2 separate regions of the Mus musculus genome follow, and region 1 is linked to region 2. The links are chromatin loops, found by intact Hi-C in ENCODE. Cell type or tissue: left cerebral cortex. All regions are shown on one strand. Links, peaks and the distances in the headings refer to the core of each region. The heading gives the core; the rest is flanking DNA. Region 1 holds the start of Gm39827 (a long non-coding RNA gene). Region 2 holds the start of Larp1 (La ribonucleoprotein domain family, member 1).

The links. A loop is a pair of places that touch in the nucleus more often than their neighbours do. Peaks named below come from ENCODE experiments on the same cell type or tissue, not always from the same donor. Only the 100,000 strongest peaks of a DNase experiment are listed, where the experiment ranks them.
Region 1: it touches region 2 in a loop (7-fold over the local background); 4 of 42 quality-filtered maps call a loop at or near these places.

The regions. Positions count from the first base shown.
Region 1 is chr11:58,294,543-58,310,856 of GRCm38, forward strand. It overlaps Gm39827 (a long non-coding RNA gene), which reads right to left and starts at 8,071. Exons shown (of 4, transcript XR_001780091.2): 1 at 8,001-8,071; 2 at 7,635-7,879. It overlaps n-TEctc10 (a tRNA gene), which reads right to left and starts at 7,706; the gene lies at 7,635-7,706. It overlaps n-TLcaa3 (a tRNA gene), which reads right to left and starts at 8,038; the gene lies at 7,932-8,038. It overlaps Zfp692 (zinc finger protein 692), which reads left to right and starts at 12,527. Exons shown (of 12, transcript NM_182996.3): 1 at 12,527-12,714; 2 at 12,970-13,219; 3 at 13,431-13,462; 4 at 14,253-14,516; 5 at 14,850-14,898; 6 at 14,986-15,123; 7 at 15,412-15,630; 8 at 15,714-15,791; 9 at 15,876-15,954. The coding sequence starts at 13,044. In left cerebral cortex, for the core only: CTCF peaks have their summits at 6,810 and 7,414 (motif pointing right); DNase peaks (open chromatin) are centred at 6,745, 7,429, 7,718 and 8,054; H3K4me3 peaks cover 2,770 bases; H3K27ac peaks cover 1,739 bases.
Region 2 is chr11:58,000,313-58,016,626 of GRCm38, forward strand. Larp1 (La ribonucleoprotein domain family, member 1) reads left to right here and starts at 8,752. Exons shown (of 19, transcript NM_028451.1): 1 at 8,752-9,235. The coding sequence starts at 8,881. In left cerebral cortex, for the core only: no CTCF peak of the experiment used is centred there; DNase peaks (open chromatin) are centred at 5,017, 8,454, 9,658, 10,137 and 2 more places; H3K4me3 peaks cover 2,894 bases; H3K27ac peaks cover 1,945 bases.

The sequences.
Region 1 (16,314 bases), core at 3,799-11,798, 290 kb after region 2:
GTGTGTGTGTGTGTGTGTGTGTACATACATACAAACACCATGGTTTGAGGCATGGATGTCAGAGCAAAACATTGGAAAGTTGTTTCTCTTCATCCACCATGTTCATCCCAGAGACTGAGACCAGTCCACTGGCTCGGCCACAAGGATCTTTATCCTCTGTGCCAGATGACCAGCCCAAGTGTTTCATGACAGTCTAGTGTCATCTAAATAATTTTAGAGTAGAGCCCTGAGGGCAGGTGAGACCCTTGCCTTTCTTAGGCCTCTTCTTTTGTTCCTTTATCTGAGTCTGGTCTTAGTTCTCTGTCTTACATTTGCATTGCTATGAAGATACCATGGCCAAGGCAGCTTACTGAAAAAAAGACTTTATTGGTGGCTTACAGTTTCAGAGGGTGGTCATTGCAGTGGGGAGCACAGCAGCAGGCATATAGCGGTCTTTGCTACTTTGTGGGTTCTTCTTTTTCCTACCCTTTATCCCTCTTTCACCTCCTATTGCTAGATAGAAGAGGAGAGAGCAAGATCCTTGAATATAATTTATTTCCTTTTGTTTCTTCTTTGAGCACAACTAATCTACTACAAACAACTGCCCTGAGTAACCACCAACCACCACCAACCCCATTTCTCAGGGACCTAGCATTTATATAACCTCTGAAAAGTTCCCCAAACTCTAAATATCACACAATTGCAGAATCTATCTGCAGTTGGCAAAAACACACCTCTGCTAGAGCCCGAGGCAAATCATAGTCTGTTGCTGTGGACAGTCCAAAGCAGCCCCATAACCCCATGCCTGGTATTAAAATGAAAACATATTCTTATAAAATTTCTGTTGTTTTAAAGAAAGCAAAATTCCAGAATTCTCATTACACCAGCAGGCATGGCACTGGAGACAAAGCTCAGAGCTTATATCTTTATCCGAAAGTAGGAGAGAGAGGGAAATGGCATGTGCTTTTGAAACCTCAGAGCCCACCCCAGTGACATGCCTCCTCCAACAATGCCACACCTCCTAGTCCTTCCCAAACAGTTCCATCAAGCAGCCATCAAGACTTCAAACATGCGAGCCTATGGGCATTGTTCTCATTCAAACCCCCACCCTCCCCGCCTCTTCTCCAGTTCTCCGCCTTCCATGACTGAATTTTAAGAGGAGTTGAGATGCAGGTTACTTGAGGCTAACAACTTACTCCATGCTTTTCTGTGCTGCTCCAACAGTCTCAGTGGACAAATTCTAATAGTACTATTTCTGGGATTTTCAGGGTCAAATCTTGGGTCCTGGAAGCCCCAGTAAGTTAGGCTTGTCCACCATCCTTAACATACCAATTAAGGAGACAAATAATATGGTCAGCAAGATGCTTCAAGGGGTAAAGGCGCTCACCACAAAGCATGATGACTTGAGTTCAATTACCAGGTCCCAAGTGGTTGGGGAAAACTGACTCACAAGTTGTCCTCTGACCTCTGCACGTGACCCTGGAACATGCATCACACACACACACACACACACACACACACACACACACACACACACACACACACACACACACACACACACACACCACATGGGACACACACACACATCCTCCAGGTTCAGAGGATCCAATCCACTCTTTTGACTTCCATAGGCACTTCATGCATATATTGCTTATACATACATACATGCAGGGATATATTCAAATACATTAATAATATCTTTAAAAAGAGAGTAAGCCAGGTGTGGTAGTGCATGCCTTTAACTCAGGCTCAGGCAGCAGAGACAGAGGACTCGGTGAGTTTGGAGGCAGCCTGGTCTACACAGAGAGTTCCAGGCCTGTCAAGGCTACGTAGTGGGGTCTTGTCTGGGGAGTGCATAATAATAGTTTAAAGTAGAGAGAAGAGACTTATTCAGTGTGTTCACACTTTGGAGAACAGTCATCTCCAGGATTCTGACATAAGCTTAAATAGAAAGCACCAGGTTTTGATAGCTAAAGAATCTTGGTCACCGTGTGGTCTTGCCCACATTGATCCATCCATGTCTCCATTCCAGTCTCTTTTATAAGGTGGCCTGAGAATTGAGGGAACCAAGCGAATTCCCTTCTTGGGAGACAAGCTCCCTCTCTGCCTGGCATCAGGCTTTAGCTTTCCCTTCTCCCAGTAGGAGACTTGTGGAGGAATACCAATTCCCTGGGCCCATTGTCTCAATTATCTAATGTCCAAAGGGAGGACCCAAGGGTCTCTCTTCAGAATACTTTCTTTTTTGCCAGGATCGTGTAGCTGTCACCCCAGATCCTTCCTTGTGCTCATACAATATCCAGTGATTCACGTTGGAGACCTGTCACGGTAGGTGGGTTCTGTGTTTGATGAAGACAATGTCTCAGACATGGGGTTGTATTCTGACTTCTGTGCCTTAATCCTTCCCTGTCCCCAGACCTAAGTGTCCTGGCAGACCCAAGAGGAGGAGCGTAGAGATGGCAGAGTTGATGCTGATGAAGTCTTTTAATTAGAGAGATAGGAAGATGAGGGCACAGAGATGGATGGGCCCCAGGGAAGCCCATCATTTGGCAGTGACTTGGCCTGAATTTTGTCCTGAAGGAAACTCTCAAGGTTGTGAGTCATCCTGAGGGTCACAGCAAGAGACTAGGTGGCTACACCATAGCTCAAAACCATAGGCAGCTAGGCACTGTCAAGAATCAGCTGAGATAAGGCTGGGTGTTGGTGGCCTATGTCTTTATTCCCAGCACTCAGGAAGCAGAAGCAGGTAGAACTCTTGAGTTTGAGGCCAGGAGAGTGAATGAGTGAATTCCACAGTATAGTTTTCTTCAGAGATTAAGGCAGAGACAGAGAGAGAGAGAGAGAGAGAGAGAGAGAGAGAGAGAGAGAGGCAGAGACAGGCAGAGAATCATAAACAAGCATGTTAGCTGTTCATGTAGGCAGGGTAGGCATTATTTTATCCCCTAGGGCTGTTCACCAAAGCACAACCCTGAGAAGCAGCCCCAGACAAAACAGTCAAGACCTCACCCCCGCAGCATTCACCCGGAGGCCTTTGTGCAGATACTTGGGCCACAGATTGTTTCTCGCATGGCCGATTTATCCATCCACTTACTCTCTCTCCCCGCAGAGAGCAGCGAGCTGTGTCCTCCCACCTCAGAAGTTAGGTTGAAAGCAGCTTAGGAAAGAAAGAGTGTAGAAGCCCAAGTTACAGTCCATCTCAGCAGGGGAGTCTAGGCAGGAACTTCAGGAGCTAGTCAGTCAAAAACAGAGACATGACCAAGAGAGATGGCTCAGTGGTTAAGAACACTTACCACTTAGTCATGAGAACCAGAGTTTGCTTGTCAGGAACCACAAACAGCTGTAACTCCAGCTCCAAGTGCTAGCACTCTTCTAGCTTCTTTGTGTACTTGCACACACACACACACACACACACACACACACACACACACACACACACACACACACTCTGACTCTTACAAAGGAACCATGTTCTGTTCTCAGCACCTACTTGGTGGCTCCTAACCCTCTGCAATTTCAGCTCCAGGGCATCCAATGCCTTCTTCTGACCTCTGAGGGCACAAGGCATGCACAGGGTGGAAATACCTACCTACCTACCTACCTACCTACATACCTACCTACATACATACCTACCTACATACATACCTACCTACATACATACATGCAAGCCAAATACTCCAACAAATAAAATAAATAAATCTAAAAATTTAAAACTAACTAAATAAAATAAATAAAATCTTGAAACAAAAAGGAGCAAAGCATGGATAAATGAATACATGCTTTGAGCTTAGCGGCTTTTTCAATTCTTACACTATTAGGAGTGGTGTTACTCTTTTCAGGCTGGGTCTTCCCACATTAATTAAGTTGCTCAAGATAATCTCCATTAGACATACCCACATGAGTTGTTGTTCAGGGAGGTCTCAGAGCCTCCTACAGTACAGCCTCTTGCTATTCCTCTTTGGTGTCCGCCAGAGCTGGTTGATAAGACCCTGAAGATATCACATGTCCTGAAGTCAAGTGACAGAGAAATCACATCTGCTGGTCAGTTTTCATAAGGCAAGAAGCTGTCATGCAGGCTGCCAGAAGAGAAAAATCACCAATGGTGGTACCCAGCTGGGAACCCTACCAACTAAACTGCCAACCTTCCAGGTAAGATGTGCCTACGACTATCACGGGGAAAACAAACATTCTTGATTGGTTTTAAGCCTGCTCCACCAGGCAGAGTAAACTCTGTTAAAAATCCATGGCCAAGGAGGTATTCTGTCTTGGGTAAGGGGAACTTACTACTACAGTTTAACTAAATCAGTGCAATGCCAAGGTGCCTTACAGTCACATTCACAGACGAATGCTATTCTAAGTTGTAGAGAATGTTTGCAGGGAATGGCGGGGAGGGCAGAGACACAGGCGACCTCTGAGTGGTGCTTTCCTTTCTGTCTTGTGCAGGAGCTTCTTTGAAGAACTAATGACGTGCGGAAATGAAAGAACTAGGAGCTGGCTTTTATCTTGTTAGGGAATTATTTTATTTTATTGTCTTGCTATGTAGCCTTGGATGGCCCAAAACTCACTGTGTAGACCAGGCCGACCTCGAACAGAGATGCAGTCCTGAGCTCAGGGATCAAAGGCATGAGCCATTTTTTTTTTTCGAGGCAGGGTTTCTCTGTATAGCCTTGGCTGTCCTGGAACTCACTTTGTAGACCAGGCTGGCTTCGAACTCAGAAATCCGCCTGCCTCTGCCTCCTGAGTGCTGGGATGCATGAGCCATCTTACTCAGCATATTTTTATTTTCAGTCTTGCTCTTTTCTAGGCTAGGCAGGTTGATCCCCAAAAGGGCTCTTGTATCTGAATTGCCACACTCCCTAATTTGGGAAAATTTCCACTATGATTTTTATTAAAATGTTTTTGACAATGCCTTTAGTATGAAGTTCTGCTCCTTCTCTGGCCCTGACTCTTGGATTGGTCTTTTGTGTCCATCCATCTAGCGAGCCTTGCTTATACGTCCCCGTTCTTCGACCTCACCTTCCATATGTCTGGCCTATCAGTCTTTCTATCAGTGAGGCTTCCTCACAGCACCTTATTTGATTGCATGTGTTCTTCATACCCAGTATTTCAGTTTGTTTTTTCCTAAGCATCTCCATCTCTCTGCTGAGTTCCTCTTTTATATATTGTATTGATTCGATCTGTTTTTCACTTAGCTGGTTGTGCTCTCTTGGAATTCACCCAGGTGCTTATTTACGACTTCTTTCATTTCTTTAAACATACCTATAATCTTTCTTTTTTCCTTCTCTTTCTGGGATCTCATCTATTTTGCTCTACCTAGAGATCAAAACATAGCTGCCCTGTGCTGTGTGTCACACCAGGCAGGGCTGCACTGCAGGCCCAGGGCACAAGATAAGAATAGGCAAGGTCTAGCTTAGTGGGCTATGTGGCTCTGACTGGCCTGGGACTCAAGAGGGTAGACCAGGCTGACCTCAGACTCACAGAGATCTGTCTGCTTCTGCCTTCCAAATGCTGGGACGCAGAGGCAGACGAATTTCTGAGTTCCAAACTCGGGAGGCAGAGGCAGACAAATTTCTGAGTTCGAGGCCAGCCTGGTCTACAAAGTGAGCTCCAAGACAGCCAGGGCTATACAGAGAAACCCTGTCTCAAAAAACAAAAAAAAACAAACAAACAAAAAACAAAACAAAACAAAAAAAAAGAGTACTGACTGCTCTTCCAGAAGTCCTGAGTTCAAATCCCAGCAACCACATGGCTCATAACCACCCGTAATCAGATCTGAAGACAGCTACAGTGTACTTACATATAAGAAATAGGTTTGGAGCTGGGCGTGGTGGTGCACGCCTTTAATCCCAGCACTCGGGAGGCAAAGGCAGGCGGATTTCTGAATTCGAGGCCAGCCTGGTCTACAAAGTGAGTTCCAGGACAGCCAGGGCTACACAGGGTGTCTCGAACGCCCCCACCCCCAAATTAAAAAAACAAACAAAAAATAGGTTTGGAGGTCTCAAGAAAGTGATCACATAACCCCAGGGCAAAAGTTTTACTGTTGCAAAAGGGTGCACAGCTATGTCAAAGTGAATGAGCAGGCACTCAGGGGTCTCCGCTGGCATTTTGCTGCTAACACCCAGGGGGCAGAGCTCAGCCTTGCAAGCTCACACAACTGGATAATTTAAAGCAGTGCTGCTAGTGAGCAGTCTGCCACCGTGAGCACAGAACGCTGTTCATTTCAGGACAAATCGGGAGATTTTTGGGCAAATGATATTTTTTCCGTTTTTTTTTTTTTTTAAAATGATGTTTTGGGGGCTGGAAAGATGGCTGAGAGGTTGCAGCTCTGTTTGCTAGCACAGTACCCGTGTCAGGCGGCTCACAATTACTCCAGGGGCTCATGTACTCACACCTACATACCTACACATGCGCCTGCATATACACATAATTAAAATTTATTTTAAAAAATCTAATGTATTTCCCTTGTCTTATTTAACCCTGGTAGAAAAGACATACTTCTTTCTTGGTTCATACAGTCTGGGGCACACAGAGTAGACACCACACAGACCCAGAAAGCTAGAAAAGGTGCCTAGTGAGAAATGAATGCTTCCGCTGAAAGCGTCAGAAATGACTCATACAGACTCAATCCTGTGAAGATGTCAGAGATGTTAAGGACGTAACATAGGAGGCCTGCAGACATAGCAGCTCGCTGAGAAGCGCATGCCTTCTACGCAAGAGGCTTTTGGATTTGCGCTCCAGCACCGAGGAGAGAAAAGGGGCCTGTAATTTAGAGCATATATCCCGTCTAAGTACTTCCATTTGTTCTCCATTATTTTCCACAGGCGCTGGAAATTCCTAGAATGAACAGCAGGAGCCGCTGTGGAGGGAGGGCACGGTAGGCACAGCCAGGAGGAGGTTTGATTGAAGTTTTGCACTAAAATGGCAAACGTAGGAGGAGATGCTGGTGTCCGTGTCCTTGGGTGTCTGTGTGAAGTAACAGCAGGCAACTTTCAAATGGTAGGGCAGGGAGGTGGACACCTGTGAATATCCATCTATCATCTATCTATCCATCTATCATCTACCTATTATTTGGCTTCTAATCTCCTGTTTATCAGTTAGTAACCATCTATCAATCTGTTTGTTATCTGTCAATCACCTGTTATTTATCATTTGTTAATGTTTGTCTATCAATAATCTTTCATCTGCCTACCTATTATTTATTTGTCTTTCATCTGTTTGTCTACCTGTCATCAATAAACTATTTTCTGAAAGGCAAAGAATGTGACAAAATATTGACCAGGATTGACTCTAGGTAAAGGGCACATCAGTGTTCACAGCGCGGTTTGAATTATTTCTGTTTTCTAATTAGAAAGGCAAGTGCCAGCAGAGGGAGCAAGGCCCTTCCTCAGGAGCTACTGTGAGCCCCACCCGTGGGTAGCTTTGGGAGCCGCTGGTTCTGAAGGGGCGCCAGGGGGCAGTGAGTGCTGCTTTGTGTGCTTCGGATAACACAGTATTTCAGCGTCAAAGCCTGCCTGCTGGTGTTCATAAGTGCAGTACGGTTCTCTGTTAAAACAGAGAGTTACCGAATTCGATCTCAGCTGTATTTCTTAAAGATTTAATCCGATCTTTCATAAATAATGAAACTTGGAAAGTCGGGAAACAATACAAAGCAAAACAAGTACTTCCCTGACCGGGAATCGAACCCGGGCCGCGGCGGTGAGAGCGCCGAATCCTAACCACTAGACCACCAGGGAAGAGATAGTAACAGCCCTCTGGAGGCACTAGACTAGGTGACGACAATGGTGACGAACAACTGCAGTTCCGTTTGTGAACCAGAGACTAGGCAACCAGACAACCAGGCAGCCAGATGCTGGGGACGTAACAATGCCCGAAGCTGTGAGGAATCTTGTAGGAGAAAGGTGAGTTCCTGAACGGAGGAAAATAAAAGACACTCTTAAAGAGAGGAAAAAAAGGAGTTGTGTCAGAAGTGGGATTCGAACCCACGCCTCCATTCGGAGACCAGAACACCCGTAGGTAAGGCTTGTCACCTTGAGTCTGGCGCCTTAGACCACTCGGCCATCCTGACACTTGCTGAAACTGCTCAGCTCTACTTGTCCTGGATCCTGTGATGCAGCTGGCACTGTCCCTGGTCTCGAGCGTAGGAATTGCTGGCTTCTTGCTTCGCTTGGAGAAGATCCTAGGCCAGCACCGGACAGTGAGCTCTGTGCAGTCGCTGTCTGTGAACCCCAAAACGCACTTCTGGGTGAGACGATTGCAGCACTGAGCCTATGGAGTTGCAGCCGAGTACGCACCGTAACTCTTGCTCCCATGCAAACGCACCCAGCATTCGGAGGCCAGGCTAGGGGCTCTGCGTTTACCGCTCCGAGAGACCTGAGTTCGGTGAGTATCGCTCCAGCAGCGGCTGTACGACCCTGAGTGCTTTAGCTCCCAACGGAAGGCCACGCACCGCCCTGCAGAACAGTCATGGACCCGCTTGCGGATGGCCTTCCTCTGAGATCACCCGTCCTTCCCGTTTTTTTCTCTCCCCCGCAACTTTTTTCTTCATCCTTGCCTCCCTTCTTCCTCCACTTAACTTCAACCTTCCCTTTGCCTTGGTGAACTGATGAAGGAGATAATAAATACAGATGTGCAACTGGCGAAGAAAAAAAAACCCACCAAACAAACAAAAAACCGAACAAAACAAAACAAAGCACAAAGTTATGAAAGGTAGAGGAGTCAGAGTTGCTGATGTATACAGGCACGAGGTGCAGGCGCTGGGATTGGATCAATGTTATCCTTAGCTGTACAGTGAGTTCTGGAAACACGAGAACTCGTCTCAAAAACAAAATAAAAAAGCAAAACAATAACACATGACCCATCCAATCATGATATATATCATGGGCCTATCTCTGGATATATACATATACATATAAATATATAATTTCAAATAAATGAATGAATCTAAGGAAAATATCCTGCCCTTGTTCAAATGGTGAGGAAAGCTATTCTATTTAGACTATTTATTATTTATTATATATTATTTATTTATTATATATTATTATTTATTATTTATTCTATTTAGACTATTGCGGAAGCAGAGAAATACAGATTGTTTAGATCTAGCAAAGACAGAAAAACAGCTGGGGGTTGTAACCAAGGAAACGGTGGCCAGGGTGGGTGGAAAGTTCTTAAGAGCCGATGTCAAGGGCATTAAACATCCCACAGAATTCTTCAAAAACCAAATCAAAGACTTAGACCTCCAAGGCGAGGGATGATGAACTTGTTATTCGACAAAAGCCCATCTCTCAGTGCGGGGGTTAACTGATGGAGTTCTCCACGGACTAATCCAGGGGGGATGGCTAAGCCGAGACAGGTGGGGGCCAAGGTTCAGGCCTAGTCAAAGGGTCCAGAGGAGGTTAACTAAGAGTTGGTTAATGATGGATTTGTAGGATGTTAAAACCACTCAGAGGAGAGTTTGAAGAGATTTTTAAAAGTAGCCCATGTAGCCAAAATGAATGAATGAATGAATGAACAAACGAACGAATGAATAAATACATGGTGTAAAGAGATTGCTTATCAATGCGGGTGTGTTCAGGTCCCCAGTGTAATAAACTGTGATGCTTGACATATGGCTTCTTATTTGAAGTTTTTTTTTTCCCCTGACAGAGAATAAATTATTTTTTATTTTTCTTTTCATTTCTTCCCTTTTCTTGTCTGTCTGTCTGTCGTTTCTTTTCTTTCTTTCTTTCTTTTTCCTTTTCTTTTTTTTTTTTTTTGGAGACAGATTTCTTTACATAGCCCTGGATGTTCTGGAATTCACTTTGTAGATGAGGCTGGCCTTGAACTCACAGAGATCTTCCTGCTTCTACCTGAGTGCTGGGATTAAAGGTGTGTACCACTGTATCTGGTGAACATGCCTGGGTGCAGTGAACAAAATTCTTAATTAAAAAAATATTTTTATATATTTTATATAATATATATGCATTTATATATTTTATATATTAAATATATTATATATATTTTATATAAAAATATATTTTTATACATTATATTATATATATATATATATATATATGGTGTGTCTGTGTGGGAGTTTGTGGGTACAAGTGCAGTAGTGCAGTACAGAGTCCAGAAAAAGGTGTTGGATCCCCTAGAGCTGGAGTTAAAGGTGGCTGTGATCTGTCTGGTATGAGGTCTGGCAACCAACTCTGGTTGTCCACAAGAGCAGTAAGCACTCTGTACTGGCTAGTTTTGTGTCAACTTGACACACCTGGAGTTATCACAGTAAAAGGAGCTTCAGTTGAGGAAATGCCTCCATGAGATCCAACTGTAAGGCATTTTCTCAATTAGTGATCAAAGGGGAAAGGCCTCTTGTGGGTGGGACCATCTCTGGGCTGGTAGTCTTGGGTTCTACAAGAAAGCAAGCTGAGCAAGCCAGGGGAAGCAAACCAGTAAAGAACATCCCTCCATGGTTCTGCATCAGCTCCTGCTTTCTGACCTGCTTGAGTTCCAGTCCTGACGAACTTGATGATGAACAGTAATGTGGAAGTGTAAGCTGAATAAACCCTTTCCTCCCCAACTGCTTCTTGGTCATGTTTGTGCAGGAATAGAAACCCTGACTAAGACACACTCTTAACTGTAAACCCATTTTTTTTTCATGAAGATAAGTTTTTTTAAAGTTTAATTTTACTTTAATTCTCATTTCTCTCTTTCTCGTAGCCCTGGCAAACTTGATATGCAGATCAGGCTGGCGTGGAGCTCATAGAGATAGACCCATTTACCTTTGCTGCTGCTGCTTTTTTTTTTTTTTTTTTTTGGTTTTTGGTTTTTTTGAGACAGGGTTTCTCTGTGTAGCCCTGGCTGTCCTGGAACTCACTCTGTAGACCAGGCTGGCCTCGAACTAGGAGATCCACCTGCCTCTGCCTCCCGAGTGCTGGGATTAAAGGCGTGCGCCACCATTGCCCGGCTCTACCTTTGCTTCTTAGGTGCTGGGATTAAAGTGTGTGCCACCACATGTGGTGATCATCTTTAAAAATAAAAATTATTTTGTGCGTACATATCGTGTGTGAGCATCAGTGCCATGCCTCGTGTCTGTGGAGACCAGAGGACAACTTTAGAGGCCATTCTCCCCCTTCCACCCTAATGCTGGGTTCTAGGGATTAAACTGAGGCCCCAGACTTGCTCAGCAAGCATCTTTCTCTGATGAGATGCCTCAACAGTCTATGATGATCATACTGCATGCTGAAACATAGTTTCACCAAACATCCGTGTTCTAACTACTAGAATATGTGAAAGTTGCTTTTTTTTTGTAGCCAACACTTTGCAGTTATAACTGTTTGAGGTGTTGAAATGGGAGGTCCTCTGGATTACCCAAGTGGACTGTGTTTGAAAGAAGAGGAAGGGTTGCACTAGAGCAAGGCTGTGTGGAGTCAGAAGCTTATGTGATATGGCCAGAAGTCCCAGAACGCTGGTCACCACTGGAAGATAAAAAAGGCAAGGAGAAAACTCTCTTAGAGCTCTTGCTTGACCTGTAGCCCTGTTCAGCACTTTGGTGCAGACCTCCAAAACTGTAAGCGAGTAAATTTCTGCTGTTTTGAGTTGTCAAGTTTGTAGTGATTTGCTACAGAAAACAGTCAGTAGTGCAAGTGACTTGGAGTGAGGTTTGAGCCCTAAGGCTGTTCATTGTGGACTCCCTTGTGCCAGGCACTTGTAAATTCTTTATAAACATGAAGTATATTAAGCCATTTAACCATGGAGAGTCAACTGGGCAGTCAAAGGAGTCTGGAATCCCAAAAGGGTAGCCAGAAACATCAATCAATGGGTGATCTAATTACATCACCCCCCCCCCCCCAAGAGCATACCTAAAAGAGAGGCTTGCCAGGGACCTGAGCCTAGTCCATTCCATCTTTTGGTAACAGAAGGATCTAAGAGAGAAGAGGATCCAGCCAAGCGGGAGAAAACCAGGAGCAGACAAAGTCTAGTCTGACAGTGAAGTTGAGAAGAAAGTGAGATGAATGTGTGGCAAGAGGAGAGAGCTAAACTCTTCTCCATTCTGGGGCAGAGAGGCAACAGAATTGGTCACTTCATTTAGCAACATAGAGAGGTGCAGGCCTTTAATCTCAGTACTTCAAAAGTGGAGGCAGGAGTCAAGGCTATCTTGGCTACATGGTGAGTTTGGACACCAGCCTGAATTACATGAGACCTTGTTTCAAGCAAAACAGAAAATAAAAAACTTGTGCCGTTGACAAGTGCCGTTGCAGTCTCTTGATAGAAATAACTCCATCAGAGCCATTTGTAGACGATGTGAAATCAGAGTCTGTACAAAGTGTAGGCAACTTCTCGTGTGGATGGTGGCAGGTTATAGGTTGCAGCTGGAGGGTGGTCTCGCGGTTCAGAAAGGACTCTAGTTGGCTTCAGCTGGCGGATGCTGCAGCTCGCGTTTGCTTGGTGGCAACTGATAGGCAGAGATGCTAATAGAAGGAGCAATGACGACAGAATCCCAGACAGTCGTTCAGGACTAAGGCTAACTACAATTCCCGGCAGGCTTTGCACGGGGCTCCCGGGGCGCAGGCGCAGACAGCTGTCTTCCCGCTGCAAGTCCAGGCCGTAGCCTCCTGACGCCGAGGGGGGACGGTTTCTTCTTAAAAGAGAAACAGCGGCGGCGCGCGCGGTGGGCCCCGGTCCTTCTGTGGCTTTCGGAGTGAGCACGCGGGTCCGGGGAGCGCAGGCGCAGTTTGGGCAAAGGCGGGTTGGGGCGTGCAGGTAAGACCCCACGAGGGTTGGCCCGGTGTCCTAGCATTGCTGGGTGGGCTTCCCCTGCATGGGAGGCAGGGAGAAGGCCAAGGCGCGGCTGCACGCAGACCTGGCCGCCTCCAGACAAGGAGAGCAAGTTTCCAGTCTTTTCCCCCTGCCTGCGACCCCCGTGTTCCAAGTGTCCTCCCTGGCTCTAAGAAGGGGTGGCTGGATCCGAGAGGCGCGAGCGCTGCGGAGGCACTATGGTCTCCCCATTCATTGCAGACGGAGCGAGGGGCTGTGTCTGTCCCGAAAGCCCCGACGACGACAGCACGTTCCTCCCGTAGGCCCGCACGTCTATGGCCTCTCCGGTGGCAGACGCATCCCGCCGCCGGCGGGAGAAGCGCAGGCAGCTGGACGCGCGCCGCAGCAAGTGCCGCATCCGCCTGGGCGGCCACATGGAACAGTGGTGCCTCCTCAAGGAGCGGCTGGGCTTCTCCCTGCACTCGCAGCTCGCCAAGTTCCTGTTGGACCGGTTAGGGGCCGGGAGGGACCAAGGAGGGCACCGAGACACAGCCCCAAGCCGGTTCCTACAGCCTTGGGTTTCTCGTTTGGGCAGGGTGGGCCTGCTCCTCCCCTCCTAGCCCCAGCGAATGGGAGGTCTGTAGGGTTGGCCCTGTAAGTGTGTGAGTGCGGAGACTTGAGGGTGGTTGGCTCTGAGCTGACACCAAGCTCCTCTCTGGCAGGTACACTTCTTCAGGCTGTGTCCTCTGTGCAGGTAGGTAAAAGACGTTAACAGGTAGTGGCGCCTCCTAGAGACTGAATGTCTCAAGAGAAATGGATCAGAAGCTCCTACTGGGTTCGGGAAGAGGACAAGCCCAAAATAAGCCTGCTGCCATGCCTGTGGGAAAGGAGCTTTGCCTTGGGACCTTTGGGTGTGTTTGTCCCGGCTCTAAACCAAACCAAAACAACAAACAACTGTGCATCTAGGTTGAAAACAAAAACAAGATCCCTTCAAACTCTTCAGGGGCTGAAGCAATGGCTGGGTGGTGTGCTGCTCTTGCAGAGGAACCCAAATTCCTTTCCTTCCTAGTGCTCATGGCAGGAGGCTCACTGTGTGGAACTCTAGCTGCAGGGAGATCCAACATCCCTGGCCTCCAGGAGCACCTGCACTCATGTGCACACACCCACAGATATACAAAGCTAATGACAAATAAAATATTTTTAAAAGAATGCTTAAAAAAAGAAAAAACCCAATGTCTGGGCATGGAGAGATGGCTCAGCAGTTAAGAACGTTGACTGTTCTTCCAGAGGTCCTGAGTTCAGTTTCCAGCAACCACATGGTGGCTCACAACCATCTGTAATGGGATCTGATGCTCTCTTCTGGTGTGTCTGAAGATAGCTACAGTGTACTTACATACATAAAATAAATAAATCTTTAAAAAAGATTAGAAAAAAACAAATAAACCGATGTCGTATATGTCCTGAGGTTGCCAGTGGGTTTAGAGGGTTAGGATGGCCTGAGTGGTTTTCTTGGTCCTTGCATGACTGCTTCATCTTACCTCCAGCTCCAGAGCCTGGGCCTCGGAAGGGTCTGCAGTACCTGGTGCTCCTGTCTCACACACACAGCCGGGAATGCGGCCTAGTGCCCGGGCTCCGGGGGCCTGGAGGTGGTGAAGGAGAGCTTGTATGGGAGTGCTCTGCGGGCCACACGTTCTCCTGGGAACCCTCTTTGATTCCTGCACCTTCAGATGTACCTAAGCAGGCCCCTCTCACACACACCACAGAGAGAGCCTGGTGTTCAGAGGCCAGGAGGAAGCAGGAAGCCCAAGGTGAGTGAGGAAGGAAAACACTTTTCAGTCTTCTCTGAATGTGTTAACTATCATTAGGGTCTCGTGTAGCCACGTAGCCTGGCTCTCCCTCCACCTTCCAAGAGCTGGAGTAATGATCTCTTTATGATAGCAAGGAAATATATCCTCACATGCATTGCTAGGTATGGGAAGCAAAAGTGTGGAGTGATGGATGGACAGAAACTGGAGATAAGGTTTGAAAGAGAATTCATTTGTAAAAAGCACTACCAAGCAAACCAGGATGCCTTTGGGAAGAAACTGTCCTCAGTCTTTGAGTCTAGGCCTCCTTCTCTTATGACCTGCTTGTGCCAACAGGTTTGGAATGTGAGCAGCGAGAAAGGACTCAAGAAACCAGGCTGTCCAGGTGAGGGAAGCGAGGGGCAGGACAGACCTGCATAGGGAGTGGGGATGAGGTGGCAGTTTCTCAGGCTTGTCTTTCTTGAGCTTGCAGGAGAGTAGATTCTCCATTGGAGATCGACCCACCTCTGGGAGAGGATCAGGATGTGGAGGAGGAGGAGGAAGAAGAAGAGGAAGAGGAAGAGCTGCTCAGTGACGCCAGCCCATGGACCTACAGCTCCTCCCCAGATGAGCCAGTTGGGATTGAGGGAGGATGGGGAACGGCTTGAGAGAGGGGGGAGGCAGCTGGCCATTCAGAGATTGTGCCAGCTGGAGGGATGGTCTTGTTGCACGGTGGGCAGGGCAGATGCTGGGGAAAGTAACGTTAGCCTTTGAATTGGAGTTGTGGGAAGGGATGAAGTAAGGCTCTGGGGGAGGCTGAGAGCAAGAGTGGGCTATGGGAGTTGGGAGTTTTCTACATAGGGGTTAGAGATGGCTGATGCCCAGGGGGATAATGCCCTCCTCCTGCTTCCCTTTCCAGCAGTGAACCAGACGTCCCTAGGCCACCTCCGTCCCCTGTTACGCACACACCTAAGGAGGGAGAGGTCTCGCCAGTACCTGCAACTCTGCCCACTCCCTGTGCTGTTCTCGCCTCCGTGGGTTCTCCAGATGCTCTGACATCAGATACTGAGGTGCGGCTGGAACTCAGCAGGACCCCTCAGGTGCCTGCAGAGCTGCACATGACTGAGTCTCTGGAGAGGTAACCTGATGGCTGAAACAGGGCAGGGGTGTCCTGGGATGTGTCACCCTTGAGGCCCTCGGCTCCTTCTTTGCTACCCATAGCCCTGGGAGTCAGGCCCAGTCTGCTCCGAATCCGACTTGGGATGAGGATACTGCCCAGATTGGGCTCAGGAGAATTAGGTAGGACTGGGGAGAGGGGACTCTGGGGAGGGTCAGGTGTGAGGCAGAGCAGGCAGGACTCCTGCTCCCGTTTTCCTCCCCTAGGAAAGCTGCCAAAAGAGAGCTGATGCCCTGCGACTTCCCTGGCTGTGGAAGGATCTTCTCCAACCGGCAGTATCTGAATGTGAGGGACACAGATTGAGGCCTGTGTGGCTACTGGGGTTGGTGTGGAAGCTGAGGGAAAGATACCCTAGGCTGAGGTAGATAGAGCTCAGTCATAGTGCAGTTGTCTAGCATGTGCAAAGCAGCACATACAGCCACTGTAGAGGGAAAGGCCCGTGCTTCACAGTTAGTAAGGCCTTCTGACCTCAAGTATAGGGAGGGCCAGGGGGATGGTACAGTGTAGGTGGTCAGGGTAGACCTAAGAAGAGCATAGCAGCTCAGATTTGAGCAGGATGCAGGAGCCATCCTGTGCCACCCACAATCCATGGTGTGACCAGGTCCCATAAGAAGGACTTATTCATTGGGAAGTCCAGGTAGGAGC
Region 2 (16,314 bases), core at 4,109-12,108:
TTCTTCCAGAGGATCTGGGTTCAGTTTCCAGCCTCCACATGGCGACTTACAATCGTCTGTTACTTCAGTTCTGGGAGATCCCATACCTTCTCTGACTTCTCAGACATCAGGCACCCTTACAGTCATAACATGTATCCACATATAGTAAATACATCTTTTAAAAGTTAGGAAGGGAAGACATTTCTAAATATGTAAGCTGAAGTTCAGATGAAAAAAAAGGGACGTTTTTCCCCCCTAGATTTCACTGGAAGCAGCAACAGGAACAAAGGAGAAACTCAGAGCTCTCTGCGAGGGGAAGGCTGGGTGTGAACCTAAGCAGTGGTTCCCATGCAGGTTTGGGGAACATAGGAAACCTGTTCTATGGCTCAGGGTTTTAGGGAATGCTGCAGTCACTGCTTAAGGAGTTGCCACTGGTATTAAAGGTCCTGGGACTTCCTCCAGCAACACACTCATTTAACATTTTTTGTTTGTTTGTTTTATGGTTTTTCGAGACAGTGTTTCTCTGTCTAGCCCTGGCTGTCCTGAACTCTGTAGACCAGGCTGGCCTCTAACTCAGAAATCTGCCTGCCTCTGCCTACCGAGTGCTGGGATTAAAGGCGTGCGCCACCACGCCCGGCTCGTGCCGTACCGACACTCTTGAAGAGGAAGAGGACAATCACTCAGTCTGTTCACAAACTGACACTGAACGTGTATGTTGACTGGACCTCCTGTATGGCACAGCTCACTCAAGAGAAAAGGGCAGTTCACATCTTTCCTCACCTCTATCAACACAAAGGCCGAGAAGCCTTGTCAGGGAAGCTCGGGGATACCCAAGTTTTCCATGGTCTGGAGGCCCCTTCCCCTTCCCCTGGACTCCCTTAACGTTAGAACAAATCCTCCACAGTGTCAAACTCTAAGTCCAGCTGCTCTCAGGAAGGTGGCCCAGCCTGCCTGGTCCCTGATTCTCTCTCCTGGAATCCTTCCCTCCCCCACCACCTTAGTCTCCAAAGTCTTACTTGCACCTCATGACTAAAGGCCTGCTGTCAGCCAGGAACTGAATGAATGAGGGCAGTGGGCTGGAGAAACATCAGAAAGCAAGACCAAAGGGTCACTACTGTGAGCTACACCCATCGATCCATATTTAAATTAAAAAACAAACAAACAAACAAACAAAACCCTGGGTTGGCAAAAGTCTCAGCAGGTTAAAGATGCTTGCTGAAGAGCCTCACGACTTGACTTTGATCCCCAGGATCCACACGATGGAAGAACATCCTGCAGGCTGCCTTCTGATCTTCCACACATACAGTGTGGTGCACATGGCAACACACACACACACACACACACACACACACACACACACACACACACACACACACACACACACACGAGAATAATAGAATTCATTTTTTTTTAGATTTATTTATTATTATATCTAAGTACACTGTAGTTGTCTTTAGACACACCAGAAAAGGGCATCAGATCTCATTACCGATGGTTGTGAGCCACCATGTGGTTGCTGGGATTTGAACTCAGGACCTTCAGAAGAGCAGTCAGTGCTCTTAACTGCTGAGCCGTCTCTCCAGCCCTCATTTTCTTTTTCAAGATTGACTCTTTCTTTCTTTCTTTCTTTCTTTCTTTCTTTCTTTCTTTCTTTCTTTCTTTCTTTCTTTCTTTCTTTCTTTTTCTTTCTTTCTTTCTTTCTTTCTTTCTTTCTTTTTTCCTTTCTTTCTTTCTTTCTTCCTTCCTTTCTTTCTTTCTTTTTTTTTTTTTTTGAGACAGGGTTTCTCTATATAGAAACTGAGTTCTTGCTGTCCTGGAACTCACTTTGAAGACCAGGCTGGCCTTGAACTCAGAAATCCACCTGTCTCTGCCTCCCAAGTGCTGGGATTACAGGCGTGCGCCACCACTGCCCGGCTCTATCCATTGTTTTCTAAGTTTTGTTTTTATTTCATTCGTTCTTTAGTGCGTGCGTGTGCATGTGTGTGTGTGTGTGTGTGTGTGTGTGTGTGTGTGTGTGTGTGTGTGTGTGTGTAGATGAACATGTCGTGGTGCACTGGTGTGGAGGGCCGGGAACTACTTTTATGGAGTCTGTTCTTTCCTTCTACCATGTAGGATCTGGGAATGGAACTCAGATGGGCAAGCTTGGTGACAAGCTTCTTCACCCACCCCCCAGCCCATTCCACCTGCCCTGCCCTGTCCTCATTATTGTTATGCAAATGAAGCCCCCCCCCTTTTCTGTGTAGCCCAGGCTGCCCTGGAACTCACTCTGTAGACCAGGCTGGTCTTCCTAATTCAAGAGATTCACCTCTGCCTCCTGAGTGCTGGGATTCATGCCATGTGCCACCACTCGCCTGGTGTGGTGATTCTTCCTTCTGAGGCTGGATCATTGTAGGTCGTGTCCCACACATTTCGCTCATGCTCTCACCTGTTGATGGTTGCCGAGGCTGATCTAAATCTTGGCTACTATAAACAGTGTTGTAACGCACAAAGGATATACATTCATCCCTTCTGTCTATGGACATATTTCCTGATACGTTCCCATAATAATAGTTCCATTTTATGTTTTTGCAGGAACCACCAACTGACAGTTACAATAGTTTATACTCCTGTGGCAGTATATAACAGGTCTTTCCCCCCCACATTCTTGCCAACATATATTCTCTCTCTCCCTCCCTTCGTTTTTTTTTTTTTGTTTGTTTGTTTAATGAGAGCCTTTCTATTTAGCTTATGTATATGAGTACACCATTGCTCTCTAAGTCAGGTATGATGGACTCTCTTTGTCCTATTTTTTTTTGCTTCTCCTTGTTGGTTCCAGAGTGGTTTGCTGTTGCTGGAGGGTAGAGGGAGGGTCGAGGAAGACAACAGGATAGGAAAGCAAGGACCAGACTGTGCTGAGAAGAGCAGTAAGCTTCTGAGCAGAGGTGGGACCTGTCAAAGCCCATCAGAGCAGCCCGAGGCTATGTGGTGAACCTCACACAGTAGGTTGGCCAGTCGGAGTCCCACCAGGAGGTAAGCATGGGCTGCCAATGTAGCAATGTAGCTTACTTGGCAGCGTACTCATCTTGCTTGTAAGAAGCTCAGAGTTCAGTCTGTGAACTGAACCGCGCAGAGTCACTGTATGATATGTGGTCTGACTATGGCGCTGTCTCACTATAATCCTGGTCCTCAATGGGTAGAAGGGGGGAGAGAAATTCAAGGTCACTTTTCAGCTTTGTTGTGAGTTCGAGGCCAGCATGAGATACATGAGACCTGTCCTGAGGTCACTGTGGAAGGCAGGATGGAAAAGAGTTTGCTTAAGTAGAATTGATGGGGTGAAGGGAGGCTGGTGCTAGGTGCAGAATCAGGGGCAAGTCTGTTAGCCCTTCTCGACGGCAAACCATCTCATCCTAACTCTAGGCCTCTTTCATGTGTAACTGGGGTGCATCATCATCCTACTTGATAGAAAATGGTTGCCCCAGGGTTAGGTGTGATGACAACAGTGTCTTCCCCCACCTCCCTTCACATGACAGGTCGCAGAGGCGATCTCAGCTGAGCCTCTCTTCCCAGAAGCTAAAGTCATTGCACAGCATGTGCCAGAGAGCCTGTGAGTCTTTGGGGCTGGAAAATGCTCCCCAGCTGGCCTTGTTTGTTCTGGCCAAGGTCTCTCCCCGTCTTACCCTGCCCCCCATGTTGGCATAGGCAGGACTGTACCCAAGAGCTACCAGAGGAAGTGAATGGCCCCGCACAATTTCTTCCAGGAACCCAAGGTCCTTTGGAAAATTAAACTCTCAGTGGGATAAAACCGTGTGTTCAAGGCCAGGTGTGGAAGTGCTACATGCCTGTAATCCTAGGACGTGGGAGACAGAGGCAGGAGGATTATAAATTTATGGTTGGGGTTGAAGAGATGGGTCAGCACTTGCAGCTCTTTCAGAGGACGTAGGTTCAGTTCCTGGCATGTATACATACAGTGGTTCAGGGTCATTTGTAACTCTAACTCCAGGGGATCTGACATACTCTTCTGGTCCCCATGGGTACTAGAATGTACACAGCACACACATACACATAGGAAAGACAACTACATACATCAGCCATCTTAAAAAAAAATCTATCAAATAGCACACACCTTTAATCCCAGTACTTGGGAGGCAGAAGCCCATGGATTTCTGAGTTTGAGGTCAACCTGGTCTACAGAGTGAGTTTCAGGACAGCCAGAGCTACACAGAGAAACCCAGTCTCAAAAACAAAAAATAAAAACAAAATAAATAAATAAATACAAGCAATGCTCTCACAGGAGCAAGAGTGCTGTGAGCTAAGGCATGGTAGCTCTTCCTGCTCTCATACCTAGGCCTAAAATAAGATAGAGTAATGATCCTGGGCTAAGGGGCTGCCTAAAGGCTTCCACCGTTCTAGAGTAGGAGCTTGGGTTATCAGACAGTCTCCTAGTTCCCTAGTCTTCATTCTCAACTCTGTGTCAGTGCAGGAAGTTCTCAGCACCAGGAGTGAAGATACATATTTAACTACAGAAGGTACAGTGTGTACACCCACTGGGTGCTTTTACCTTTTTTTTTTTTTTTCTTCTTCTTGTTTTTTTTTTTTTTTTTTTTTTAGGTTTTTCGAGTTTTTTTCTTCTTCTTGTCATGGGCAATCTAGATTATGGATAGAAATATGTAGACAAGGTTTACCTTGAATTTCTGATCTCCCTGGCTTCACAACCTGAATGCTAAAGCTATTGGCGAGTACTAACATGCCTGGCTCTAGGAAAAAAAAAAAAAACAAACATATTAATTTTTGATCCTGTCTAGTATTTAGAAAAAAAAAATGCCTGTGTTCAGAATGTTGTAGTATGTCAGAAAGCAGAAGTCTGGGCTGGGGATATGGGCTCAGTAGTCAAGCACTGAGCCTGGAAAGTGCAAGGCCTTGAGTTTGATCCTTAACACTGCAAATAAAATAAATATCACTGGAACCATTAGCCTGAATTACTCACTGGTATCCTGGTACAGAAGGTGCTTAGCATGCAAGAAGAGACCTACATTCAGTCTTTGGCACTGGGGGAGGGGAGGTCTGAATTAAGATTCCAGCTCCAGCTCCTGTCTTACAACCCAGCTCCTTTCCCCAGCCTTCCTTGTTGGGAGTGCTACAGAGGAAGCCTGGTTACAGTACTAGCCTTCTGTATTCTAATTTTTATTCTGAGACAATGTCTTGCTATTTAGTTCCAGCTGACCTGGTACTTACTCTGTAGCCCAGGCTAGCCTCAGAGTCTCTCCAATTCTCCTGCCTCAGCATTACAGGCATGTGCTACCACACCTGTCTTGCCCTTCGTCATTTTTTTTTTTTTTTTTTTCGAGACAGGGTTTCTCTGTGTAGCCCTGGCTTTCCTGGAACTCACTTTGTAGACCAGGCTGCTGGCCTCGAACTCAGAAATCCGCCTGCCTCTGCCTCCCGAGTGCTGGGATTAAAGGCGTGCGCCACCACACCCGGCTTCGTTATCATTTTTAAAAAAGATTTATATATATATATATATATATATATATATATACACAGCATTCTGCCTGCATGTATACCTGCATGCCAAAGAGAGCACCAGGTCTCATTACAGATCGTTTTGAGCCACTATGTGGTTGCTGGGAATTGAACTCAGGACCTCTGAAAGAACAGACAGTACTCTGAACCTCTGAGCCATCTCTCCAGCCCTGTTATCATTTTTTTTTAAGGTTCTATTTTATTTTGTGTCTGAGTACTTTGCCTTCTAGTATGGTTGTGCACCATATGTGTGCCTGGTGCCCAAGGAGGATGCCAGATTCATTGGGACTGTGGTTATAGAAGGTTGTGAGCCATCTTGTGGGTGCTGGGAACCAAACTTAGGTCCTTTGAAAGAGCAGCCAGCGGTCTTAACCAGTGAACCCTCTCTCTAGCCCGATGATAATGATGAAGATTATAATGATGATGATGATGCTTATTTCAAGACAGGGTTTCTCCTTGTAGCCCTGACTGTCCTGGAACTCGCTCTATAGATCAGGTTGGCCTGATCTTAGAGAGTCCCTTGTCTCTGCCTCCAGAATGCTGGGATGAAGGGTGGCCACCACCACCGGCTTTCCAGACCTCCATTATTTGAATCTAGGAAAAGCTATTGGATTTGGTTCTGCCATGGATTGGCTTTGTGACCTTGGATGAGGAACTTTTATTTCTCTGAACTTCAGTGTCCTCATCTTCAAAAGAAGGAGATGAAATCATTATTCAGTTTACCTTCCCAGGGTTGAGTATTTCTAGTTGAGGACAGTCCTAAAAGGTTCTAAGTTCTGAGTTCCCCCTCCTGATATCCAATGCCTCTCTCTGGCCCCGGGACAGGACTCAGAGTAGCCATCTCTGAGCCCCAGTTCCCACACAGCAGGGCCTGACCACTTTTGTTGGCACCGGCACTGTGAGCTGGGTAGATGAGCCAGCTAGTTCGACATTACACAAAGCCCTGCTATGCCCGAAAGTTGTGTGAGGGTATATCTCCTCTCTATATCCAATTAGTAAGTGGCACATGACTTTAATCCCAGTACTTGGGAGGCAGAGGCAGTCGGATCTCTGTGAGTCTGAGTCTACAGAGTGAGTTCTAGAACAGGCAAGGCTACACAAAGAAACCCTGTCTCAAGGAAAGAGAGAGAGAGAGATATAAAAGAAAAAAACAAAGTATTTACCAATAACTAAAAGTGAACCCTGGTGGCAACGTGCATTGCTGTGCTCTTTGATTAAAGGGTAGACATGCCACAGTTTTAAGCTGGGGGAGGGGATCTGCCTTTAACCCCAGCACTCTTGAGGCAGAAGCAGGCAGATCTCTGTGAGTTCCAGGCCAGAGTGAGGAGTTTCAGGACAGCAAAGGCTCCCCAGAGAAACCCTGTTTCAGAAAACAACAACAATAACAAAAATACTGCTTAAATTCTCTATCTCCTTCAAACCGTATATTCCTCCGTGCTTCTCCGAGCAAGCGCTGGCTTTAGTGTGTTGTGCCTTATAATGGGGGCACTTTGGCTCTCATTGACTACTTAGGCATTAATTTTCCTCTAAGAGAGGGGCTATCAGGGAAGGCTAGAGAGCTGTCCCAGGCTTGCAGGCAAAGACTGGAGATGGAATTGAACACCAGATTGCTATGAACACTTTCCCCAGTATTCCCGGTGTCCACAATACCAGTGTCTGGTCTCTAAGAGTCTTTTCAGGAAGCCATGCCCCCCACCCAGGAGACCACCTGTTTTCTAATCCTTCTTTTGGAGAGTTCGCCAACCTTCCAGGCTGTTCGGTTCTCAGATTTCTAGATCCAGTCAGTTCCTGACACGTCTCTTATTTCCAGTATTTTGGGATCTGAGTTCAAGGAAACCTTCTCTCAGCAATTAAAGAAGCCAATCTCAGTTAAATTCATGATGTTGTAACCCTCTAATCCCAGCACTAGGGAGGCAGAGACAGGTGGGTCTCTGTGTGTCCGAAGTAAGCCTGGTTGCCTGGTCTACAGAAAGAGAGAGTTCTAGGATAATCAGAGCCCAGAACTAGACAGAAACCAAACCAAACCAAACCAACCAACCAACCAACCAATCAACCAACCAACCAACCAAAAACTCTGCTTGAAAAACAAAAAAATACCCAAACAAACCAAACGGAAAAAACAACCCAAAACAAACAAAAAGCCAATCTTGTCTACTTCATTACAGCACAGTGACTACTGCGCTGTAATGAAGTATTTGTTTCTCCTGTTTACTGTGCCTTCCCCCACCTTACAGTGTAAATTCCGGGAGGACAGGTGCTTGTTAGCCTGGTTTATTGGCAGACCTTTCTAAGAACTTTGCAGGCCCCCAGAGCATAAAGTCAGTAAACATTTATTGAACCAAATGACAGAGAAATTTGAAACCACCTGGCATAAATGGTTCCTTCATTTTACAATAGAGAAATCGAGACCCAGGAAGTGGACCTGACTACTGCTGATAACCCCTAACTAACTGCAATGGGGTCAGGGTTAAGATACAAATCTCAGAGCTTTCTGAGTCCCTCAATTAAGTGTCAGTTCAACTCTACCCTAAACAATTCTATAGAAAAAACACAAGCGACTTGAAAGAAAAGCCATTTCCTGCCTATAAAACACTGGGTTTCGAGGGCCTGCATAGCGTGGGTACTACTGGGAATTCTGTTCTCTTTCCGAGGCGCTCGCTGCCCCTGTGGGGAAAGAACTCCCTTGGACCCATTACCAGTGCTCTGGCCAGGCTGCAGCTGGGCCAAGGTCATCGGAGTGGGGCCAGAAGCCACGCACAGGGGGCGGCCAAAGAACCCCTCTGCATCACTAGCCAAGTCTGGGCTGACATAGTAAAAGACCCCAACGCGGAGCCCCGAGAAACACTTGTCACCAGCGTTAGCAGGCCGGGCCGGCCGCGTGGCCAGGTCCCATGTGCTCCACCTGCGACCGTTCTGGGGCGCTGGCCCTTTAAGGCTCCTCCCCCACCCCCGCCCTCCGAAGTTGCATCAGGCACGTGCTCGCCCCCGTCCACTTGCCGCGCCACAGGAATGGTCTCCAGGGGGCGGGGCCGGGGCGGGACCTTCCGCCCTGCGCGCGCGCGCCCGTCGCCGCGCCGTCCCCGCCCCTCGCGCGCCGCGTCGCGAGGCGCGCGCCCGCCCGCCGCCCGCCGCGGATCGCGTGGTCTGGCTCGGCTCTCCGCGCCGCTCCCCCCCTGGCCGTCCGCACCACTGCAGCCCCCCGAGCCGCCCCGGGCCGGGGGCGGGGGGACGCAGGCGGCGGACCGAGGTCCGCCAGGCCGGCTAGGCGCGCCGGAGCCTTCTGCCCGGCGCGCCACTCAGCGTCAGCCCGTCCGCGCCGCTCCGCGTCCGCGCGGCCCGGGCTCCGGCGCCCCGCCAGCGGCCTCGAGCGGGGCCCGCGGCGCGCCCGGCCCCTCCGCGCAGATGGCCACTCAAGTGGAGCCGCTGCTGCCGGCGGGCGCCCCGCTGCTGCAGGCCGAGGAGCACGGCCTGGCGAGGAAGAAGCCGGCGCCCGACGCCCAGGCCGAGTCGGGCCCGGGTGACGGCGGCGGAGAGCCCGACGGCGGCGTCCGCAGGCCGCGGCCCGCCTGCGCCAGGCCTGGCCGCGACGGCGCGGAGCGCGAGAGCCCGCGGCCACCCGCAGCTGCGGAAGCCCCAGCGGGGAGCGACGGCGAGGACGGCGGCCGGCGTGACTTCGTGGAGGCACCGCCGCCCAAGGTGAACCCGTGGACGAAGCACGCGCCGCCGCCGGCCGCGGTGAACGGACAGCCGCCTCCAGGTGGGTCTGCGCGGCGCGGCACTGGCCCGCGCAGTGACGCGGGCGTTTCCCTCGGAGCGGGGCTACCGGGGCCGCAGCGGTTGGTGGCAACGGCATGCCTCGGGCCTAGCTTGGCGGACTGGGCCGGGCGGGGCCGCTCGTGTGCCCTGTGCTCCCTATGCGTCTCGGCGCCTCGAGAGTGCGTGTTCAGAGAACATGTGTCATGGCTCCGAGCTGGGCCTGGCTTTGAACTTTGCAACTTTGCGCTTCGGGGAGCCGGGTGAAGCGTGGGGAGCGCGGGCCCCTGCGTGCCCGGGAGCCGGTTGCGGCCCGCGGCGACGCGAGGGGCGTGTGTGGCGGCGAGGGAGTGGCCGCGCCGGTGCGGGGCGGGCGGGTGACAGTTGGGCGCCATGCGCCGTGCCAGGACTGTTCGCAGCGCTCGCCGGCCGGAGCTGCGCGCGGGGCTCCCCTCCCCCGCTGAGTCCGGGTGGGAGGTGGCTCGGGAATCCTAGCCGGGCGCGATCGGCGTGGGCATCTAGTGGCGCACCACTCGGGCACAGCCTCCGCTTGGGTACTCCTGGGTGTTTGATAGTGAGCATGGCCCTTGAGTTTGATCGTCGGAGTCCTGGTACTTTTAACTTTAAAAAATGAAAAAAAAAAAAAAAACCAAAACCAAAAACTTGCTATGGAGCTTAGGTGTGGTTGCCTAACCTAAGCTGGGCACCGAGGAAGTCGGAGCTAGCCGCTTTCAGGTTCCAGAGTGCTGGAAAGTGTAGGCCTAGCCCTGGGGGAAACCAGCACGTTGGTTGCCCTTTCGATTTCTCTTAGGGTTGCTTCATAAGGAAGAGGGCACATGGGGTTGGGGGTGTTGTAGTACCAGAGTTTCCCTCTTCTTCTCCTTCCCTTCCCGAATCCTCTTATGCAAGGGGCAGTACTGAAACCTCCATTTTCTTTCATATCCTCGTTTTCCACCCACAGAGTGGAGGAATCAACTTTAAGACGCTCTTTGGTCCTGCCCCTCTTTAAATTCAGAGGTATAATCATCCTCTCGAGCCGCGCTCCTCAGAAGTTTAAATGAGGCTGTTCGCTCAGTTCGCCGCACTTAGCTACTGGTGAACCTGCCTTGTGGGTTTTAAATCAGCTGTGACAATCAGGCAGGATTGGGTGCCTGAGCTGGCATTTTGTGTAAAGCCATGGGCCCTTGATAGCTTGCGTCATTGGAGCTATTGATCGTGGGAAGAAGACAGTTTGGCTGGCATCTCAACTTTTCCTCAGGATAAAGCCAAACTCAATTTAAGTGACCAAAGCACACATTTTAGGTATACTATATCTGTTCTGTTCCAGTGGGGTTTTTTGGTTGTTTTTTGTTTTGGTTTGTTTGTTTTGTTTCTTTTGTAATCTTACCAGTTGGTTTTGATAGAATCTTTGGAGTAGTTTTTTGACAGACTTACCAGAACTAATCCAATAGCTTCTGAATTTAAGCTTGTTAAGACCTTGGTGCTTTTTAAAGTGAATTCTGTGATTGGGTTGTCTGTCTGGCAAGGCTAGGTGGTGGTGGCCTTATTGCCTCAGCCAAAGGGATCGGTAGGTCCCTTTTCAGCTCTGATTTTATCTTCAGCCAGGACATCTTTAAATGAATGTGCCACCAGTGGAGTGGTTGTGTGGTCTTGGGATTTTTATGTTCTGTGATGCATGTGTTTTTGGGAGTGTACAGAAATGAGTGTCTCATAAGCAAGCTAAGCTTTCCAAAGCTTGCTGCAAATGCCTATTTTTAGCCTTCTTTTGGCTCAGATGCTGGTGTTTAAGTATTTGAGGGACACTAGCAGTAACTAGTAATAAAGTATGTTTTACCCTCTCTTCCTTCCATGTGGCATTTCCTATCTTGTTTAACCTCTAAGTCCTAGGTTTGTATTGGGGAGAGGGGAAAGTGAGGGCATAGTCTTAGTGTAGCCTGGAACTTAGCTTGGAACGGAATCAAGGCTGGTCCTAAACTCCTGATTCTCCTACCTCTGCCTTCCCTATACCTGGTTTTAACCCCTCCCCACCTCCACCTCTGTGTGTTTGTTGTTCCTTAGTTCCAGTTTCATTCTTTCTTTTCTTTATACATACATTATGTACCTACTGCAGTTTCCCCTTCATTTTCCCCCCAACTCCAACCCACCCCCGTTTTAGATTTATGGGTTTTTTTGTTTTTGTTTTTTTCTGTTTTTTTGAGACAGGGTTTCTCTGTAACCCTGGCTGTCCTGTAGACCACGCTGGCTTCGAACTCAGAAGTCCGCCTGCCTCTGCCTCCCAAGTACGGGGATTAAAGGCGTGCACCACCACTGCCCTGCTAGGTTTATGGTTTTAAGTTTTGGGATTTGTCCTTTTGGACACCCTCCTGAACAGTATTTTTTCCATTCTTTCCCCTTATTCCAGCCACACCCCCTCTCAATCTTGAGTGCCCAAGTGGGAAGAGATGCATAGATTTTTGGGGTCAGTCTGCACGTGCTGTATCGCTGTCTCTTGTTAGCTGAGTCCCACCCTCCTCATTTGAACAACAGGGAATAGTTTATGATGTGCATGCCTCTCAGGATAGTGGTGACCCTTCACTGTGATAACAACATTTCTCAGCCTTCCTAATGCAGTGACCCTTTAAATATAATTCCTCAGTCCTGGTGACCCACCCCCCAGCCATAAAATTATTTTTGGTTTTTTGAGACAGGGTTTCTCTGTATAGCCCCGGCTGTCCTGGAACTAACTCTGTAGACCATGCTGGCCTTGAAATCCACCTGCCTCTGCCTCCCAAGTGCTGGGATTAAAGGCATGTGCCACCACTACCCGGCACAAAATTATTTTTGTTGCTACTTCATAACTAGCTTTGCTACTGCTGTGAATCATGATGTAAATATGTTTTCTGGTGGTCTCTGGTGAATCCTGTGAAAGAGCTTAAGAACTGTTGGTTCAGTGCCTAAGAGATTATGGGACCTTCAGAAACTTTTATGTGGGTCTTTTTTTTTTTTTTTTAACTTGTAAAAGAAGGCAGAGAATGAACATCTTTTATTTTTTGTGTTCAGTTTAGCACCCCACAAGAAATAGTTTGCTTTAAAGTTGACCTTTGAACTGGGTATGGTGGTTCACACCTATGAATCCTGCAGAAGAGTGGTCATGGCAGAAGGATGACTGAGAAATCAGGGCTTGGAGATACTTCTTTAAAAAACCAAACAACTAAGCAAACAAAACCCCCCACCCTTTTATGCACCCTTACAATAAAAATTCACATAAAACAATTACTTTTGGGAGTGGAGAGAGGGTTCAGTGGTTAAGAGCATCGATTGCTCTTCCAGTGGTCCCAGCAACCACATGGTGGCTCACAACCATCTGTAATGGGATCTGATGCCCTCTTCTGGTGTGTGTGAAGAGAGCTACAGTGCACTCACATACATTAAATAAATAAATCTTTTTTAAAAAGTTACTTTTGATTGGCCATGGATGGAAAGCATATTCATGGTGCATGGACAGATGGACAGTTGCCATCATCTTGTATCTATTTTTATGTGTGGCATGTGGAAGTGAGAGGACAGTCATTCATTCATTCATTCATTCATTCATTCAATTTTTTTGTGGTAGAGTTTCTCTGGGTAGCAGCTCTGCCTGTCTTAGAACTCTATAGACCACAGGCCTTGAATTCATAGATCCACCTGTCTCTGCCTCCCCAGTGCTGGGATCAAAGGTGTGTGCTACCACTGCCCAGCTCTGCCAGGACATTTTACAAGCATCTGTTCTCTCCTTCCATCATACATGGGCCCTGTGAACTGAATTCAGGTTGTCAGGGTAGGTGGCAAGTGCTTTACAAAACAAAAACAAAAACAAAAAACAAAACAAAAACAAAAAAACCCTGCTGAGCCATTTTACCAAACCTTGGTATCAACACATCTCTCCCCCTACTCTCTGAGTAACTGCCCTGGAACTCAGTTTGTAGACCAGGTTGGCCTCAAACTCAGAGATCTGCCTACCTCTGCCTCCCAGAGTGCTGGGATTAAAGGTGTGCTCCACTACACCTGGCTGTAACTAACAGCTTTAACTGTAGGTCAGTCACTCAAAGAAATAACTGTGTTTTTTTTCGTTTGTTTTTGTTTTTTCTTTCTTTTTTTGTTTTTTGTTTTTGTTTTTGTTTTGTTTTTTTCGAGACAGGGTTTCTCTTTATAGCCTCAGCTGTCCTGGAACTCACTTTGTAGACCAGGCTGGCCTCCAACTCAGAAATCCGCCTGCCTCTGCCTCCCACGGTTTTTGTTTTTTCAAGTTAGGGACGGGTTCACTGTGTAGCTCAGACTCTTGGAACTCACTTTGTAGATTAGGCTGGCCTTGAACTAAGAGACTCACCCCACCTTCCTGAGTGCTGGGAAAACAGGGTACACCACCATTGCCTAGATGAAATGACTACTTTTGCTTTGTTTGGAATGTGGTATAATGATGGTGAGACCTTCATGCTTTTGCTGTCTGAAGCTGAGAATAGAGGCATGCCCGCCATCCACTTCTAGCAATGATGATTTTTTTAAAGCAATTGAAAAATAATTTAATATCTTTATGTACATTGGTGCTTTGTATATATATGTACGTCTGTGTAAAGGAGTTGGACTCTCTGGAACCGGAGTTAGAGGCAGTTGTAAGCTGTTGTGTGGGTACTGGGAATTTCATGAACCTGGGTTCTCTGGAAGAGCACTCAGTGCTCTTAACCACAGAGCCATCAGTATCTGCCTCTCACTGGGTATATTGAGGAAGCTTGTGCCTCAGTTGGGATAGAATCTTTGAGAGTGCTTCATTTCTGTTTGTGTGAGTTTCTTTGAAACAGCTGATAATTGTAGCCCGGGTTACAAAGCCAGCTAACTGATGGTGTCCTGGGACCCTGTTCTGGTCTGCCCCTGCTGCTATGGTAATTGGTCATCACTAGGGCCTCTCAATGCCATTAGGTCTTCAAACTTCTGGGTCTGGAAACTGGGTTTACACTTTTGTCCCTAGCTAAGTTTCTGAGTTGCTGGGTAATCTTGGAACTGTGTACCTCTCTGAGCTACTACTAATTTACTCCTTGAAAGACAAATAAATAATGGCAGTGGGTTTGGAGTGTTGTGAGAATTGAAGGTGGTAAATGTTTACAAAGCTCTTAGTACATGTGTCAGACACAGTGGGAGCCCTTAAATATTGCCTGTAGTAAACATTTTAAAATTATTTTTGTGGGGCCAGTGAAATGGCTCAGAAGATGAAGGCACCTGGTACTTTCTAACCCTGAAGATCTGAGTTAGATCTTCAGGACCCACGTGGTTGATAACTTCAAGTTGTACTTTGACCATACACACAGAAATAAAAAGTAGTATTACTTATGTAATAAATAATTCTTGTGTCTAAACCCCACTCAATCCCACTGACAGGCATGGGTCTATCTGACTTATTTTTTCATTTGCAGGGAATTAGATTAGATCTAAATGTCTTTTAGGTTCCAGTGTTAAAACTGTTCTCCCTGTTAGAACCTCAAGCCCTCTTCACTCATCAAAGCAAAATTAAAGTGGAGGTTTAAATTGAGTTGCATGTGTTTTCAAATCTACCAATGTGATTGGGAGCTCCTGTCTTGACTCTAAGCCTCAATAAAGGCTGGAGACTCTTGGTTTCATTAACTGAGGGTGGTAGCTTAGGAGGACATGTGGTGGAGTGATTGACCTTATTGTATGGTCATAGAAAGCTTATAACAGCACTTGTGAAATACTCCCCACCCACAAAGCCTTGAGAAAATAGGATGACCTTGAGGTCCCCATCCTAAGTACTGGAATTAAAAGTTTGTGTGGCTAAAAACGAGGTTATCCAGTGTTTAACTAGAAATTCTGTACAACAATTTTTTTTTATCAGTAAATAAGCAGACTTTTAGAAGGTTCGTGTTAAAGATGAAAAGGTTGAAGTCCAGTCATGCATGGTAATGAGTCTTGTCTGGATCTTCATTTGAACAAGCTGGACCATGAGATGTTTTGAAGCAGGGTGTGGTAGTAGCTCATGTCTGTGCTCCCATTAGGGAGATACTGAGGCAGAAAGAGTTTTAGGTCAGATTGGGCTAGAGTGAGATTAGCCCCAAGCAAACAGACTCCCAAATAAGTCCTTTTGACTTGAGGAAATTTGATCATCATAGGTTTATTAGGAAGTTATCCTGTTTTAGTATATGGCCATCCACTTGTTTTGAGTTTGTTAGGTTATGTTAATGCAAACGAGCACTAAGAACTGTTAGTTAGCTTGAGTAAATGAGGCTTAAGACTTTCCTCACCCTAGTTCATCTCACTTTTTCTTCTTCTTTTTAATTTTATTTATTTATTATATGTAAATACACTGTAGCTGTCCTCAGACACTCCAGAAGAGGGCATCAGATCTCATTACGGATGGTTGTGAGCCACTGTGTGGTTGCTGGGATTTGAACTCAGGACCTTTGGAAGAGCAGTCAGTGCTCTTAACCGTTGAGCCATCTCTCCAGCCCCCACTTTTTCTTCTGAAGAAGGCACAGTTAGGATTCTTTTTCAGGAAAGGGGAGGTGACTCTGGCTCTTGGGGATGGGGTAGTTACGTGCTCTCGAATTCCGAACCTCCTGAGAGACTGAATCTTTGCTTACCCCTCTAGGTCTGAAGTGGGTCCCAAGTCAGAGTCAGCATAGCATCTCTTTTCCCCTTCCCTGGGAAACAAGCAGAGAAGGAGCAGTGCCCCAAACCACAAAGCCCTCTTAAAAATGGAGAGCTTGGGAAGGGAGTGCCCCGTTCACAAAATCCAAGAGGAGATCAGAGGGGTAATTAGGTGTTGGGGCTCTGGAAGGGTTTTCAGTCCAGGCTCATAGACCTCTGTTGGATGATCCAGAGTGATCTCACGGATGTGGCCAGAGAGAGGGTGACTTTAACCTTCTAGGCCTGAGGTTTTGTTAACAGCTAATGAAGTGGAGGGAGAAGCTGAAGACATTTAAATTAGAACCTGGGCAGAGTGTGTCTTCCCTGTTTTCTGCCTTCCTTCCTAGCTTGCCCACACAGGAGTAGCTGACTCACAGCCAGAAGATTCATTCCATAACTAGATTTGTGTTGTCTGAGGTGATTGTCTTGGGG